Linked DNA regions of Homo sapiens: region 1 is linked to region 2. A link is an interaction called in ENCODE POLR2A ChIA-PET data of the cell type or tissue named here. Cell type or tissue: GM12878. All regions are shown on one strand. Region 1 holds the start of IKZF2 (IKAROS family zinc finger 2). Region 2 overlaps IKZF2 (IKAROS family zinc finger 2).

Region 1 (8,000 bases), 130 kb after region 2:
TATGTACACTAATGATCTCAGGCAACAATGTCCATCTTCTTAACAAAGACATCCTCATTCCAGAAGAAAAAGTTTAAAGTTCTCTAAGAAAATTCATTCAAAACCATAGGAAGTAGTCATTATAAAATGTTAGGATCACTAATACCTCTTACTTCTTCTTAAGTTTATCTTAGATGCTAAATTTTAAAACCAAAAACTGTCAGGCATTATAACATTTTTAGTTCTCTCCCTCCCAAGTCACCAGTGCTCTATTCTAGCACTGTCAAATAATGATAGCTGCCGTCATTATTTTTATACAATAGCTGGCAGCAAGTTGCACAGAAACCCTTCATCTTAGAAGAGTTACCAAATAGCTTAAACAAATGCTGGGACCTTACAGTAGTACTGACCACCTTCCTAAAGCCAAAATAAGTGAGCTCTCATGCCTTATTGATACTTTTCTGGCCAGAATGTTAGCTGTTTTACTAAAAAAAAAAAAAAAATTTACTTATTTTATTTTTTTAACTGTTTAAAAATAACTTTTTTCCTCCTTACACATATATTCCCATCCTCTCCTTCCTGCTACTAGAAACTGTCTTAAAGGTTTTCACATTTACTTTTAGCTTTAACACTTTCAATCAAAATTGCAATTCTGTTTTTGGAAGCAGGCACCCTCCAGGAAGTATATTTGAAGATATTAAAAAATGCAGAAAATAAATAAGTTCTTTTCATTAAACAAAGTCAACAATGCATGTAAAGGGATTTAGGAAAACCGGTGATCTCAGACACAAGTGATTTGACAGGCCAGATGCACACAAAAAATTATTCCAAGTCACAGAAAAACATCAGAGTGACCAATTCTAGGTCTCTTGTTCTAATTAATAGACGAGAGTTCCTCTCTATCACTATTTGCTTTGGCAATCTAAAATGCTGATATTCTCCTAGATCTAACAGAGAGGAAAAATGGGTATCTTCTCCATCTAACACCTAAGTGGGTAACCTAGATACTGTAAATAGAGGCTACATAAAGGATGCAAGAGACAGCTCTGAAGTGAGAGCCAAAATATTTAACCTGCAACTCTTTGGAAAAGAACCTGAAAACACGTGCATCTTAGCCAAAACCTGTACTAACATGGAATTGCCACAGGCTAGTAAGTTAAAAAACTCTCTACCAAACATAAGTTTACTGTTGTTGGGTGAGAAAAGCTCAAATGTCAAAAGCACAGTTCTTATTTGTTCAAATTGATCATGCCTACACTCTGCACTGTTTATTTAAAAAGATGAGTGAACTGCCTTTCTGAAGCAAGTACTTGCAAAACCAGAATCAAATTCAGAAATAAAGCAGCCAATTAACCACTTGACAAGCATTTTCCTGTGGTTGTGTCTAGGGGATGACAGTCAAGTCTCTGATTAACAGTTACTCCCTACCCTATACATGCAATGTTTCTAAAGCCAATAGCTAACTAATAGAAACTACATATTATCTCTTTTTACTCTTTAGGAAATTGTGTGAGTTATCTGAGAAATAAAAACATTACACCAAATAACTAGTATATTGAAATGTAAAAATTCTATTGCCTAAATTGTAGTCATAGTATATTTTTTATCAAATCAACTAGCAAAAAACATGAATGCAAAAGATTCATTATGAGATTAGTATGATAATTTAGTATACATTCACCTGCTAACTTTACTAGTTTTTTCTTTCTAAATGATACGGGAATTGTAAGGACTGCTTCTATAATTAAATTTTCTTAGGAAGTGCTCATTACTTAAAAGAATTACAACTTTTAAATAAATAAAGCAAATTCAAACTCAATCATAATTTCAAGTCAATAGCTAAAATTACTTAAAGTTAATAAATTGCAAAATGTATTCAATGGTATTCTATATAAATTGCTTAAATTTCAGTAGTATTTACTAATTACTAAGCTTGCAGTTTTATAATAACTTACAGTTTCGAGAGCTGTTAGAAGTAAAAAGAAAAAGTTGCTCTCTCTGGATAGTCAGAATACATTTACAAATATGCTCATAATTAAGTACATGATTCACTTTTCTTAGTTATTAAATCTTCGGGGGGGGGGAAGGAAAGAGAATGCCTTTCCTTCACATATTGCCAAAACAGAAAACTTGTAAATTTAATTATATTTACATGTAAGTCCAATGTCCTTTCTATAACATGTAAGAATAAAATATAAATCTAAAGTATAAAGAAAACAAGATTTCAAATTACTTTTGAGTAAGAGTAATAAAGCACTTGCACTTGATAACTAAACTGATAAAATATTATAATTAAGAAAAAAGCAACCATATTCTTAATAAAGTATTTTGTCTTCTGTCACTGACAGCATGTAAGTTGCATCTTATTACATAAAAACAATGTATATTACATCAGTAAATGACCCTTTATCAAAAACAGTAGCCAAAACTGTCTTTTCCTACAAATTCAAAACATCTTTCCAAATTTTATCAGTTCTTCTCTGGACAAAAGCCTTTCAACTTTGCTACAGAAATGGATATAAATGAGTTCTATAAATTTTCAATTACACTTCACTTCCAATGCTTTGGAGAAGAAACTTTCACATTTTTTAAAAGCAAGTAACACTGTAATTTTATCACTGACGGTTTAGCTTTCTACCAAGGCAACATAAAATTATTTCATTTTTTAACTGTGAAGAGTCCTTTGGAAGTGACGTTTCCACATTTTTTACCCAACAACAACAAAAAATCCAGTCATAAACCTGGCAAGTCAAAACAACAACCAGCAAATTCTAACCTTTCTTACCTGATACAGGTAAGCACCAGCTCCCAAATGCCACCTTGGGATAGTTCAGACTAGTAAGCAGGCTCATGTTTTATAATACTAGAATGAACAGGAATAAATCTGTGTTGTTCTTTCTTTAGCAAAATCTATAACAGTAGCTATACCACAATGTGAGAGGACCCCACAGACCTAACAAATTAAAGTCTGTTGCTGGAGAGACACACACACACAAAAAAAAATCATAAAATGAAGACTTACTGCTTGTCATGTGACTTGGTGAGGCATGCTGTCCATTGGGTGTGCTTGAGGTGAGGTCAATTGCCATATTGGAGTGCTCCCTTTCGGGTGAAAGCTCATTGTCACCTGCTTTCACAAAATATAATCTTTTGGTTTCTATTCATTGTCACATAAGATGTAATTACTAACTTTGCTTTATACACGCAATGGCATGCATAGCCTTCAAACTGTAAGGTAATACATTTTTCCCTTAGAAACTATAAGGAAATATCATTTAGAAATATACAGTTGAATGAAATGATGAGAAGCCATAATCAACCCACAATAAAAAAAATTAACAAAACTTTATTATCTCAATACATAAGTTGTTGATTTCTAAAGTATCTTTCAGTTGAAAGAAATAACTTTTCTTTTAACATCTAATTTAATTGTTAAGCACACAGAATTTATAATGAGCATTTTCCAAAATGCTGGCTATCAGAGAGAGGATGGAAAAGACAGGTAGCTAAAGAAATGTCAAGTTAGGAAAGCTAATTCTCTTTCACATAATATGTCTGAAAAATTAGGTTACAGAGAAGTAAATATTTAGTACACACCATATTAATAGACATATATGAAACCTGGCCTATTCTCAACTTACAACAAAGTAAATTATAAAAAGTAGGAAAGTGTTGAACTGCTAGCTACTATTGATTTAAGTACACTACTTAACTTAGTATGTTTCTATATTTCCTTCTTATTTCACTTCAGTGCTGTCATTTTCTCAAACTCATTCAAAGGTGAAATTGTGAACAGAGAGAAAAAAGAGTACAGAATTCTCAATAAAGTTTCATAATCCAGGAATTAAAACACAGGTAATACAAAGGCAACTTTATTACCAATAACAAATCAATGAAAACTAATACTTACACGTTATATAGCCATCAATAGCCTCTGTTTCCATAGTCAAAGTGCAATGCTGCAAAACAAAAGATTATACCCTTAATACAATGATTCCTTTCAGTATCTGCCATTAAATTCTTAACTTATTTGAAGCTCCAAGCAGTTAGTCCATGTTGCTGCTGCCACCTGTGCCCAGAAACATACACAGTGTACTGTATGTGCTCATTTGCAAGTCACTGAACTCTTTCTGCAAATGATCTGATTCCTGCTGGAGATAGGATAGGAAAGATAAGTGTGCTGTGAGATGGGCTAGAGCAAAAAGGGAATGACTCTCTTAATCAAAATTTATTGGGTTTAAGAAAAAATAGGGGGTATAGCTCAAATGTGTCAGCTTTAACTGGGATTTAAGTGTTTTACCATTCACTACTTCCCACAATCACACTGCAGTTTGAGGACTTCCCCAGTATACAGATAGCTCTATTCACAATTGTTGCAAGTTGGTTCATCATGTTCTAATAGGGAGGGGGAGGACAAACAAACATAAGAAAACAAAACAAAACAAAAAACTTAGTGCCCAACGGTGTCTTGAAGATTTCTACAGCAGTTGGCCAACTCCCTGACTTGTATTGACATTTTAACCTACCCCAAGTTCTGTGTAAGCACCTGTTCAATGTAACCTTAATTTCCTGCCAGACCATGCTTGGACACAAATGCCAAGCCTACTTAATACAGTCTGATTTTGAAAATTTCATAAACTTTGGTTGTGCTAGAGAGAATCATTTAAAAAAAAAAAAAACTTTGGGCAATTATTCTCATGCACAAACGCCACACAACAGAACATAATTCTCAGAAACAAAAGTAAACTGTATGAGATGACACCCCCTAGCTTTGATTCACATAATGAAAAGATCGATAATCTAACTGTATTCTGTGGGGAAAAAAGTTTAAGAATTGACAAGTCCTGAGAAGATTTTTACTTTTTTTTCCCCCTTTGGCCTTGGTCCTTTTTGCCTTTAGTTTCAAAACTCTCACTGCACCAGCAGCTAAATTATTCACAATGAGCCATTTCTGTATTGATCGCCAAGTATATTTAGCCCTGGCTCCTGGAATTTCTCCATTACTTACTGGAAAACAGGCAGCTTCACTTCTTGTCTCCAAAACCACTTCCCTTCTCCCTCCCCTCCCCTTCTTCACCACCACACTCCCTTACCCCCCCCCCAAAAAAAAACTTTTATTTCTTTCTTTATGGAATAATCAGATCAAATTCCCAACTCAGTCACTACATAGCACTTAAATTTCAACCTGCTGTACTGTTATCACATTCTTTTAAATTATGATTACATAAGGCTTTAAAGAAAGAGATCCGTAAAGTTTAAAAGAGGAGCAGTTTCTTCGGATATTTTACAAATGAGCTTATCTCTTTAAAAATGTACACATTTAACACACACATATTAAAAAGAAAGAAACGTCAGGGAGAAGCGAAAGAAGGCTGCCCCATCAATGAAATGGTTATTAACCCTCAGAGAAGGAAAGAAGGAAAAAGAAAAAGGAGAAAGAGAAACGAAATGTACATACAAAAGAAATTGTCCTTTGATTAAAAAAGATTCATCACCATTTCCAGCTCTGTCGGGAGATCTCAGCTTCTTCTAACCCCTCAAAGAGGAGGTGACAATGTCGGGCTGAAGATAAACGGAGGGAGAAAGAAAGAAGTTTTTTGTGTTTCCCCCTTCTCTCTTTCCCTCCCTTGCCCCCTCCAAGCCAAGCCCCCTGCAGAGTTCAAGGGGAGGAGGAAGGAAAAGCACTTTACAGGTGGGTCATTCCAAGCCCAAATCCAGCAAACAGATCGGCTGATAAACAAAACCAAGAAATGAGAGAGAAGAACACCCCCCTCCTCCTCCTCCTCCTCCTCGTCCTCCTCCTCCTCCTCCTTCCACCCCTCCCCCTCGTCCCTTAGGGATGGTCTAGTAGGAAAAGTCACTCAGGAATGGCACCACGTACTTTCAGGAAAGAGGAAAAAAAAGAGAGAGAGAGAGGTCAGTCAGTGCTATAGCAATGCGATTAACAAGAGAAAAAACTTGATCCACCGGTTCCTTAAGAATCGACCAAAAGCTAAGACAAGAAAACTGAAAGAAAAGGGGGGGGGGGCGGGTAGAGGGGAGGGACAGTCAGGCAGAACCCAGCTAGGAACCCAGGCCAACTTCACAGGACTGTTTTTGGCCCTTGGCAAAAAAGAAAAAAAATAAATAAATCTTAATTCCATCTCTTTCGCCCATACTAGAACCTGTCAAAGTGATTTAACTGCTGCCTGTTTACATGTGTCATACCAGGGTTTTTGGTTTTTTTTTTTTTTTAATTCCAACAGGATCTGGATATTACCTTCTATCTGGACAGCTTCAATTTATTCCAGCCTACCCAATCTTTCTTCTTGGAATTCAAGTTAAAACAAAGCAAAACAAGTCCAAATTCATGACAGCTATAGAGATGAGAACTGATTAATCGATTAACATCCCAGAAACAGATTACAAGGAGGGGACGATAAATTAAGGCAGAGGACATCATCTTCAACCCGATTCCCTGAGCGTCCTTTACAAAAATCATTACCCTAATCAGAACCACAATCCATCCCTCCCAGAGAAAAATACCTATATTATTATTATTATTACTGGTTAACAGCAACAAGTCATTTGATCACATCACAGTGCAAAACGAGATGCTATATAATTACACTTAACTTTGAAAACACTCCCCCCTTTGCAAATCATACACATATTTATATATAATCTATGAATCAGAAGACAAAACAAGAGCTGTTCTTCACCACGCAAAAGCCAAGCGGAGATTTACCTCAGCAGTGCATGCAGTAAAATAATCCCATCACCCTTTTGTTTGTGTTTACTGTTAATGTGTCCTCTGTCTTTCTTTCTTTCCTGTGCCTAACGTGTGTTTGTGCACTGCAGTTGGTGGTGGAAACTAAGGCAGTGGATCTGTAGCTAAGGGTAATCCTGTTTTTACTTCCTCCATCTTCAGCGAGGAGCAGGGTTAGCCCGGGACAGCTGGTCAAACCCCGAGAAACCGATCCGGTGGAGCCCGAGCACATCTCCCCCGCCGGCCGGGCTCGCGCAGACGCCCGCGGGCGGAGGGCGGGCTGGCGGCGGCTGCGGCGGCGGCGGCGGCGGGCGGCTGGCGGCGGGCAGCGGAGCCCCGGGCGCGGGCGAGCGGACGTGCGTGCGCGCGCGTGCGTGTGTGCGGGGCCCGAGCGCCTGTGCGTGTGTGTATGAGAGCGCGTGTGCGCGCGCGCGCGGGCTGGCGGGCGCGTGTGCGCGTGTCTGCGCGCTAAGCCGCTCGGCGCGCTCGGCAATCGATTACAGGACAAGTGCTGCCCCGGAGGCTCCGCGACGCGCGCACTCCCTCGCGCCCACCCGCGCGCCCGGCCGCGTCGCCCCCAGCCCGTTGGTCCCCGGACTGCGGACCCCGCCCCCGACGGGGGCCAGGTAACCCGCTTCCGAGTGTGCCACGGCGACCCCCATCTCCCCTCCCCGTGTCATAATAAATCTCACGTTTTCTGCCGGCTGGAGGCTTGGAGCGGTGAGGTGACGTTCATTTCGGCCGCGTGAAGTTTTCTTTCAAACTGGGATTGGTGGGGAGGCCGGGGGAAGGGAGCGGGGCGGCGATCTTGGCGCCCTGCGCGGAGTCCGGGAGCCGCGTCCCGGCCGAGTCGGGGAGTGTGCGTGGAGCCTCCCACCTACTGGTCTCCGCCGGCAACTCTGCGGCCCCATTTCGGAAAGCGCACCGCATTGACCGGGACCTGAAGCGGGATAAGAGGGGTCCTGGGGAATAGACTGAGAAAGACATTCATGTCTGAGATGAAGCTCAACTATTACTATTTTGAAAGTGCTTTAACAGTGCAAGTTTAAAAACTAAAGTGTTGACTTGCTTTTTCTCCCCCGGGGCATGTGCCACGTCTTCCAAAGTCAAAGGAACGGATGAGTACAAAAAGTTGCTACCCTTGAAGTGTTACCTATCACTATCAACCACAGCTTGTTTATTTGGAAAGAACTTAAGTGAACCGTCAAGAGAAAAACAAATGCATATTCTTTCTACAAATAGTAGCATTTAGTATCTTTCCTGACCACATTTG
Region 2 (8,000 bases):
TGACAAAAAACGTTACAAAGAGTAGACTATATAAATTCAGAAGACAGAAAGAATAATAATATATTTTATTTTTTCCAACTACATTAGAGTCTAGTTAGATTTAAGCATTTAATGACATCCAACAAAAAAATCAATATTAAAAATAAGTAAACTGGCTCTTTATTTCTTTTTTTTCATAGTTACCCACAAGAACAGAAAAAAAGTTACCAAAGGCCTGAGGCAGTCCTTTGTGTATAACTCAGGGGCTTCAACTGACATAATATAAACTATGGCCCTTATAGTCACCCTTAGGCCTTCTTTCAATGAGTTCTCAATAAATCCCTCCAGCTAGTCTTAGAGTGCTATTTTGGTGATGTGTTAGTTCTTCAATTTCAGATTGAAAGGAAACCTTCTTTAAGTGTTTATTGAAGTAATGGAATTGTGTTATCCTCTCCTCCCTGAAATAACCAAAGCAAAGATTTTTGTCTCAATCACCATTTAATCAGGATGTCCCACAATGCTGACACTAGAATGTCAGAATCTGTTTGAATATTTTTATCCTAATAGATATATATACAATGAATAACAATTCTTTAACAATTCTTTTTATTGAATCTCTATTATTCATATTTCTTTTAAAAAGTCCATGCTTTTTGTATCCTCAGAGACAATCTATGACTTACAGCATGCATCCAGAATGATGCCAACATTGGGCGTATCAAAGAATATCTAAGGGTTCGGAAATGAAAAGGGAAAGTCTAAATATATGATATTTAATCTTTTCAGTTCAAAATCATAGGCTGGATGAAAAAACAAAGATTAAAATATGAAATAAAGATCCAAATATGAAACATCTTGAATGTAGGTTGCTGCATTATTTTTCCAATGCAGAATTTTGAAAAAAAGAAAAATTATCTTCATTCCAGATAAAATACGAAAATAATTAACCCATTTATGCCTGAGGTTGAAATTTTGTTTTAATTTTTGCAATCAGACCTTGGCGATGACCTTGAGCAGTAGGATATAAATAACTCCCACATGCTTAGCGTTCCAATAATGGGACACTAGGCATAAATGTTAATAGGTTAAAAAAAAAACAGCTAAAAACCTGACACTAATGAAAATTTTAAAACAGATTACAAAACTGGCCAATAGGCTGGACCGTTTCTCTTCTGTATGACTATTTTTTAAAGAAATTAATATTTTCTATTTTACATGTTATTTCACTTTATATATCATCATATTTTGAGATGGTGACCACTATCAGTCTTTATCTCTCATATGTATTTGTGTGTGTTGGTGTAAGTGTGGTGTACACAGAATGTCAGAGAGTAAAAAAGAATAATGAAGAAAAGAGATGGGTATTTATTTCATGAACTGAAACACACCATATATATTTCTAATACATGGGAACTTGCCTTTTCCTATTAACATCACCTTGCAAAGAAACAAAAGCATTTGTAATGCTTACCCACAAACTTTTGTGGAGTGGAGCTTTTACGTTTTCCCATATTCCCCGTGAGCTTCTCTATGACAGCAGGTCTCTCAAAAGGCACCAGAGAAATATTGTTGTCCATAATAGGCTCTTGTTCCTTACAATCTTCCATAGGAGGTACTATACAAAACCATAGAAAAATGCAATCTGATAATTTCTTCAACATTTTGGATGATACAAAGCTGGATATGCCATCTCGATATGTGTTATAAAAGCTAGTATGCTTCAGTAGAAGCAAGTAGAAAGAATACCCTCTAGTGTGAAAGTATACTCTTTAAATTTGCACACACACATATACACCAGAGGATTTGTTTTTATTTGAGTCTCTCTTAAATCCATGACATACATACACTGTTGCCACTATTGGTGGCAAACTTGTTCATGTGGTTTCTCATCTTATTCCCCTGAAAGTGTTTTTAGCATTGACTAAAATCAATACTACTTTTAAGACTGCACTATTTTCAAGGCTTTTAGAGTTTATTTTTAAAAAACAATTTAAGTAAGTCAACTTGTTTGAGAGAAAAGCTTAAACAGACATACAAAATAACAGCACGGTATTTAACTGTTTTTCTTAACCCATGTATTTTCCTGCAGCGTATTTTCTATTTGATGAGCTGTTAGCCTTATTGGCAGTAGCTTAAATACCTGCACCAAGCAGCCCTCATGAAGAAGAGCCAATTCTGAACATGTCTATGCACAGTAAACTGTGGCAGCTTTATGATTGTAATTTATTTTAAAAAGAGCTCTTCAGCAGGAAGAAGAATCCATTTCTAAATTGGCACATTGGCTCACTAAACTACTGCCCTAATTCATTTGACATATACTCTCCAATGCTGTTCCCTATTCATCCCTTTTTTCTAAGTTGCTATGGACTAATCTGTTAGCCCTTAGACACTGACATTCATAGTGCAGACAAAGAACTTAAAACAGTTGTTTTTTGAGTAGAAATACTGCCCAAGGATGTTTAATTAAGGATAGGGTAACAACTCAGACAAGGCGAATCAGTTGATTAAAAACAGTGTTCTCAGGAAAGAACATAACTTATTACTTGTTGTTTATTGTTGCTTTCTCCAGTTGCACTTGTGCCAGTACTGTTTGGAAACCTAAAGCTTTCATTTCTTAGAATAACTTTACTTGTTCAGTATGCCCTGTAAAAATGATTTACTCTGATCCTTTCATTTGTATAAGATAGTCCCACTGTGTACAAAAAAATGTAGTCTCATTTATAAGGGGATCCTCTTGGCAGACACAAAAATAAGTGAGAAAGCAAGAGATGAAAGGTAGGAAAATTCAGTGCACAATTCAGTTGATGTATTTAATAACCAATAGGTTACCAATTTTGAAGAAAATGAAACATAGTGTGAAAAAATGTTTTCATGATTTGGACATGTTTAAAGAAATCAACATTCCATCCAAGTTTTGATTAACCTATAGATGGGTCAAAAAAATTGAATTGTAATCTACATTTAATAAGAAGTCCTCTGGCTATGAATAGCAAGGGATTGTGCAATTATTAGATGTTAATTTGGAAAAAAGTTTCAAGGTGAGACTGAGGAACAAGGAAACAGATCATTGTCTGCACTATATCATTAATGATGTTATCACATTGAAAAAGTATGTCCCAAGATATTATGTATAAAACATTATATTCTCTTTTAGTAACAACTAAAAAAGTGACACAAAAGTAAAAGAGTCAACAAAAAAGCAAAGAATTTCAAAAACATTCAAGGATGACCAATTCACGTAAGGGGAGTCAGAAGAATGGCACAGTGGTGGTGGTGTGGTGGAGAACCAGGTAATGAGATACAAATTGTGGTCAAAATCTTAACTTTTTGTTTGGATGATGGATTTACAAGCACTTACTACATTATTAGAAATAACAATAAAACTAAAAAGCAGTCCAAGTATGGACCAAAGATGAAAATATGTCAGACCAAGATCCAAAATGAAAGAATTTGGCAAGAAAAAAAAAATGTTGTTGTAAATTTTGCTAAAAAACTAGCAAAACTGGTTAACGGGTTTGCCCCCAAAATTAAATATGCTAATTTGTTCTGAAATGAGTAGTCCAAAACCTGGCAGTTTTGCTCTAAGTTTCACCCTGAATTTTCATATTTGAACGCATTTAACACTCAAAACGAAACCTGGGTGTGGGAACTGTCCCACACCACATCCACCTCAATTCAGATGATTTGTCCCGAGTTCAATGAAGCTCATGTGAACTGAAAATGATGATTTTGGCAGAGTTCTGATCTAATTTCTACTTTACAATAGCCCTTTTCATGTCAAAAATTGATCTTGTTTCTACCACATCGGCAATAATAATAACTGACGTATACTATGTGCTGTGTGCTGTTTTAAGGCTTTGCATTTAATAATTAATTTAATTCATCCAGAAACTCCATGAAATAGGTGTAATACCATCTTCACTGTACAGATGAGAACAGAAAGACCCAGAGATGTTAAGTAATTTCCTCAGGGTTTACATCTAGTTAGTAGAGAATGTTATTACTACTAGGAGTCTGGCTCCAGAGCCTGGCTCAACCATTACGCTATACTACTCTTTGTAGAGGTATTTTGAGCATTGACTTTTTGTAAACCAGTCAGACATATTTGTAAGGTCTGCCATTGGGTAAAGACCTGATACATTTTTCCTTAATTATGTAACCAATCTGATTTTGTTTTGCTTCATGGATCTGGGTGCAACTCATCAAAATATTTCTGTGTATACATTGCTAGAAACATAAAACAAATTCTCTAGATATCTCAATAATGCATTAATCACATAGACATTAATCTGGGCTAAAGATATACCAATAAGGTAACTTCCCCTGTTTGAACAAACTTTATAACCAAACATCCTCTTTGACCTTATATTTGAGGTTATAACCAAGATAAAAACATAATTCCATTAGATCACTGTTTCATCACGTTGATAACCATAACGGCAAAACCATAAGTGTATTCCCAATGTATTCTTTTGAAAAACCAAACAGTTCACCCAAATTCAAATTCCAAGTCTGAGGGACCTAGGTTAGATCACATGTCTAGCTCCTGAGCAGGAGAGGGCAGAGTACCTGGACTGAGGGTCCCACCACAGCTACATGCAACAGGAAAGTTCTCTAAAGGTAAATGGGCACTCTTGTTATCAAGAGAAGGAGGAAGGGATGTCAGGCAGGCAAAAACAACAGATGTCTTCTATATTGTTGCAAATTTTCTCCGTGTTACCCGATCTAAAAAAAAAACTTTACAGTTATCTTAGTTATTTTCTTGACAGCATTTGGCAGTGCTGACACTTGCTTTGGCTTCTGTGAAATCACTCTTTCCATGTTCCTACTCTGCTCTTACTCATCTTCATGAAATTTTTTTCCTGCTAGTGTGTTCTTGGCCTTCTTGATGTCTCACTCTGTACTTATCCGTATTGCCTTATTAAAAACTACTACGTTGGGCCACTACATAAATTATGATGGATCCTGCATCTTTGTTTCCTACTCAGACCCCTCTCAAGAGCTTGAGATCTATATATTTAACATCTTCCTAGACAGTTTTATTTGCCTATTTCATGGAGACATAAAAGAATATAGTAAAAGAAGTAAAATCTCCATTTACCTTTCTTTCTTCTATTTTCCTAATTACCATATCACTGAATGACACTACTAATTACCATATCACTGAATGACACTACTATTTACTCCATCAGCCATGCTGGTCACCTGTGGAAAATCCTAGATTTCTTCCTTTCATCCAGTCTTCTGCCTCTCCTCCTCCCTACCACATCTCTTTACAAACACACATGGAGGTACCCCAAGTGTTTTAGATGCTACATTGGTAGTTGTTCACATATGTTGTTCTTTCTGCAGGAAACACCCTTCTCCATTTATTAGTTCACATTTTTGCTTTTTAAAACTAAGCTCAATCCCGGGAAATTCCTCTTGGATGTTCTGCTGATTTAGGTATGTCCTCTCTGTCTCCATAATGCTTATCACATAGTACTATAATTGTTGTTTTACTGGTCTATCTTCCAATAGCTGGTAAATAACCTCAGGGGTTGCATTCTGTTGTATTTGTGTCTCTAATACCTTTTATGATACAAGAGAGATATAATATTCAATGGATGTTCACTGAATGATGTCACCCAATAGAAATAAGTCAAAAAAGCTTATTCCAAAGTTTGGGGGTGCCCAATAATGCCTCTATACTGTGAAAAAGAACCTCCCTTTCCTAAACAATTCAAAGCATAAACCTAACAATATATATAGATTTTAAGCTGGCTATCCTTCTGCTTTGCACTTTCATTTTTGTCTTTAGGTTTAGGTAAAACAGGTAATAACATAGTTTGATTTTAAAGCTTTTCCTTCAAGCTAAGCAGACTTGAAAAAGCAACATAAAGATAATATTGAACAAGATAATCTGCCATAAAACCTAATTAAATAAGATAAATAATCTGCCCTAAAACCCAATAAAATAAATAAGCTCATCAAACCCAATTAAATAATTTAATTATATAAATAATCTGTCATAAAACTCAATTATTATTTCCAAAACTATGAGTCATGATATTCCTCCTTTTTCCTCAAACTCAATCAACTTTTCTAAGACCATTTTATTCTACCTCCTAAATATGTCTTCAATATTTCACCTTGTTCTCTTCTGCAGTTGCCTCTTCATCTTTTTCTTTTTGGCATTGTCATTTCCAGTCTCTCCTCACACCATACCCCCTGCCCCAGGTAGGCATTTATCATGTATCCTCATTGGAGACATTTTTCTTGATTTGATTACCTCATTAATAACAAATTTGGTTACCCTAGTGGCCCCCCATCAGTTACACAATGAAATTCAAACACTAGCTTAGCAGAGAAGACTCTGTCTTTGCATCACAACCTACTAATTCAGAAGCTTCATTTCCTACCACTCCTTAAACTGCAGTTACACTCAACATCAGGGAAGCTGTTAATTATCTTTTATATCTCCAAGCCTCTTTTTCTCCTTGAATATACATTCTCTGTATCCTGCCTGATATATGCAATTTTTACTCATCCCTCATGTTTGGATTGAACACTCCTGCATGTAAGAAGCCTCTCTTGACTTTTCCAGAGTTAGGTTAATTCTACATCTATGTTCCCAGAGAACTGTGTATGCATCCTTATTAGAGCTTTTGTTTCATTTTATTTTATTTTTTTAAAGTATGTATTTCCTACCAGACTATAAAGTAAGTGTATTAAAAGACTGGGTCCATTTATTTTTATACCCCAGAATGTTCTATATAACTTGGCACATAGTAAGCTCTTGATAAATGTTTTCTGAGTAAAGTGAAAATGCCTCTTTTCCTTTAAAAAATTCCATACTAGAAGAACAACACAGGGAAAAACATGTTTTAGAAAAGAAAGACTAGGAAATATAACTATGTCAGATATTTTTTAAAAACAAGTAATAGTTAAATCATTTCATGGAGCTAATGGCAACCAAAATGACAGCAACTCTCATATCTACCACAAAAAAGGAAAACAAATAAATAACATACAGCAAGAGAAGGGAATAGATATAAGTTTCATCATGGTTCTGTTTAAAAAGAGACATATGCCAAGCTATTTATATGAGACGTATGTTAATGATGAACTCTAGCAGCATTTTACAGAACCATGTTTTTCTCTTACAGTATTTATCAACTCCTACCTCGTATGGCCAATTTCCCATTAGGCATGTTAACAACAGATAGAGGAGATTAAGGATAATCTCAAATTATTGTTATAACAAACCCAGAAAAAGTATGGTATGAAATGGCATGAATGTAAACTTATGTGGTTAAAATGATATCCAGTATTTAAGAATATTTGTTTCTATAAATGGTATCAGAAGCTACCCTCAATCCCTTCTCCTCTTTGGTTTTACCCTCTGCTCTACCTACCCAGTGCCCCTACCCCTTTCCCACTTTCCCCCACTTGGTTCCAGCTTCAGCACCACCTGTAAAGGGCCTGTGCCTACGGAGGGCTAAGCAATCTGGGGAATAGGGGGTAAGACTGAGGCCCCAGTTGTTTAGGGGACATATCTTTGCTTCTCTCAAAATATACTTGTTTAAATTTTTCGTTAGCATTTGATTCTCTAAAAGTTCAATCTGCCAACAGATAATTCAATGTTGATTATAATAATTTATTTACATTTTACCTCCCTATTACCATATAGTCTTTTAGGAGTATGTATGCAATACAGAATTCCATAAATAACTAGGAATGCAAAAATAATAAATAAAGTTGGAAATGCATAACGCCATCAAATGTCAGAACTGCAATGGGAGAATATAATATAGAAAAACTAGTAGCAATGCCATAAGGTGTTTTGGGGAAGATTTGGTATTCCCCCAAGCTTCCATCAGCTTCCAGCCTCAATTTACCCTTAAATCCATCAATTTAAATAGTAACAGTGTATTTGGTCAGCAAATGAAACTTCTAATGCTTAAGTTACTGCTGGTAAATAACAAATTTATAGGGAATAGCACATTTACTGTTATTCAGTTATTTAATGTTCTCAAATG

The links. Peaks named below come from ENCODE experiments on the same cell type or tissue, not always from the same donor. Only the 100,000 strongest peaks of a DNase experiment are listed, where the experiment ranks them.
Region 1: POLR2A ChIA-PET joins it to region 2 with 11 read pairs; 6 of 35 experiments call an interaction of 5 or more read pairs at or near these places.

The regions. Positions count from the first base shown.
Region 1 is chr2:213,144,707-213,152,706 of GRCh38, forward strand. IKZF2 (IKAROS family zinc finger 2) reads right to left here and starts at 6,906. Exons shown (of 9, transcript NM_001387220.1): 1 at 6,707-6,906; 2 at 5,438-5,541; 3 at 3,890-3,938; 4 at 3,002-3,106. The coding sequence starts at 3,923. RefSeq lists enhancers at 2,780-2,829, 4,531-4,630 and silencers at 6,997-7,056, 7,137-7,496. In GM12878, a CTCF peak has its summit at 7,613; DNase peaks (open chromatin) are centred at 3,061, 6,845, 7,176 and 7,886; H3K4me3 peaks cover 6,925 bases; H3K27ac peaks cover 5,842 bases.
Region 2 is chr2:213,012,341-213,020,340 of GRCh38, forward strand. IKZF2 (IKAROS family zinc finger 2) reads right to left here. Exons shown (of 9, transcript NM_001387220.1): 8 at 1,451-1,594. Among named protein-coding and RNA genes, the nearest start is that of MIR4776-2, 90 kb to the left of the region's middle. In GM12878, no CTCF peak of the experiment used is centred here; a DNase peak (open chromatin) is centred at 3,621; H3K4me3 peaks cover 6,302 bases; H3K27ac peaks cover 6,622 bases.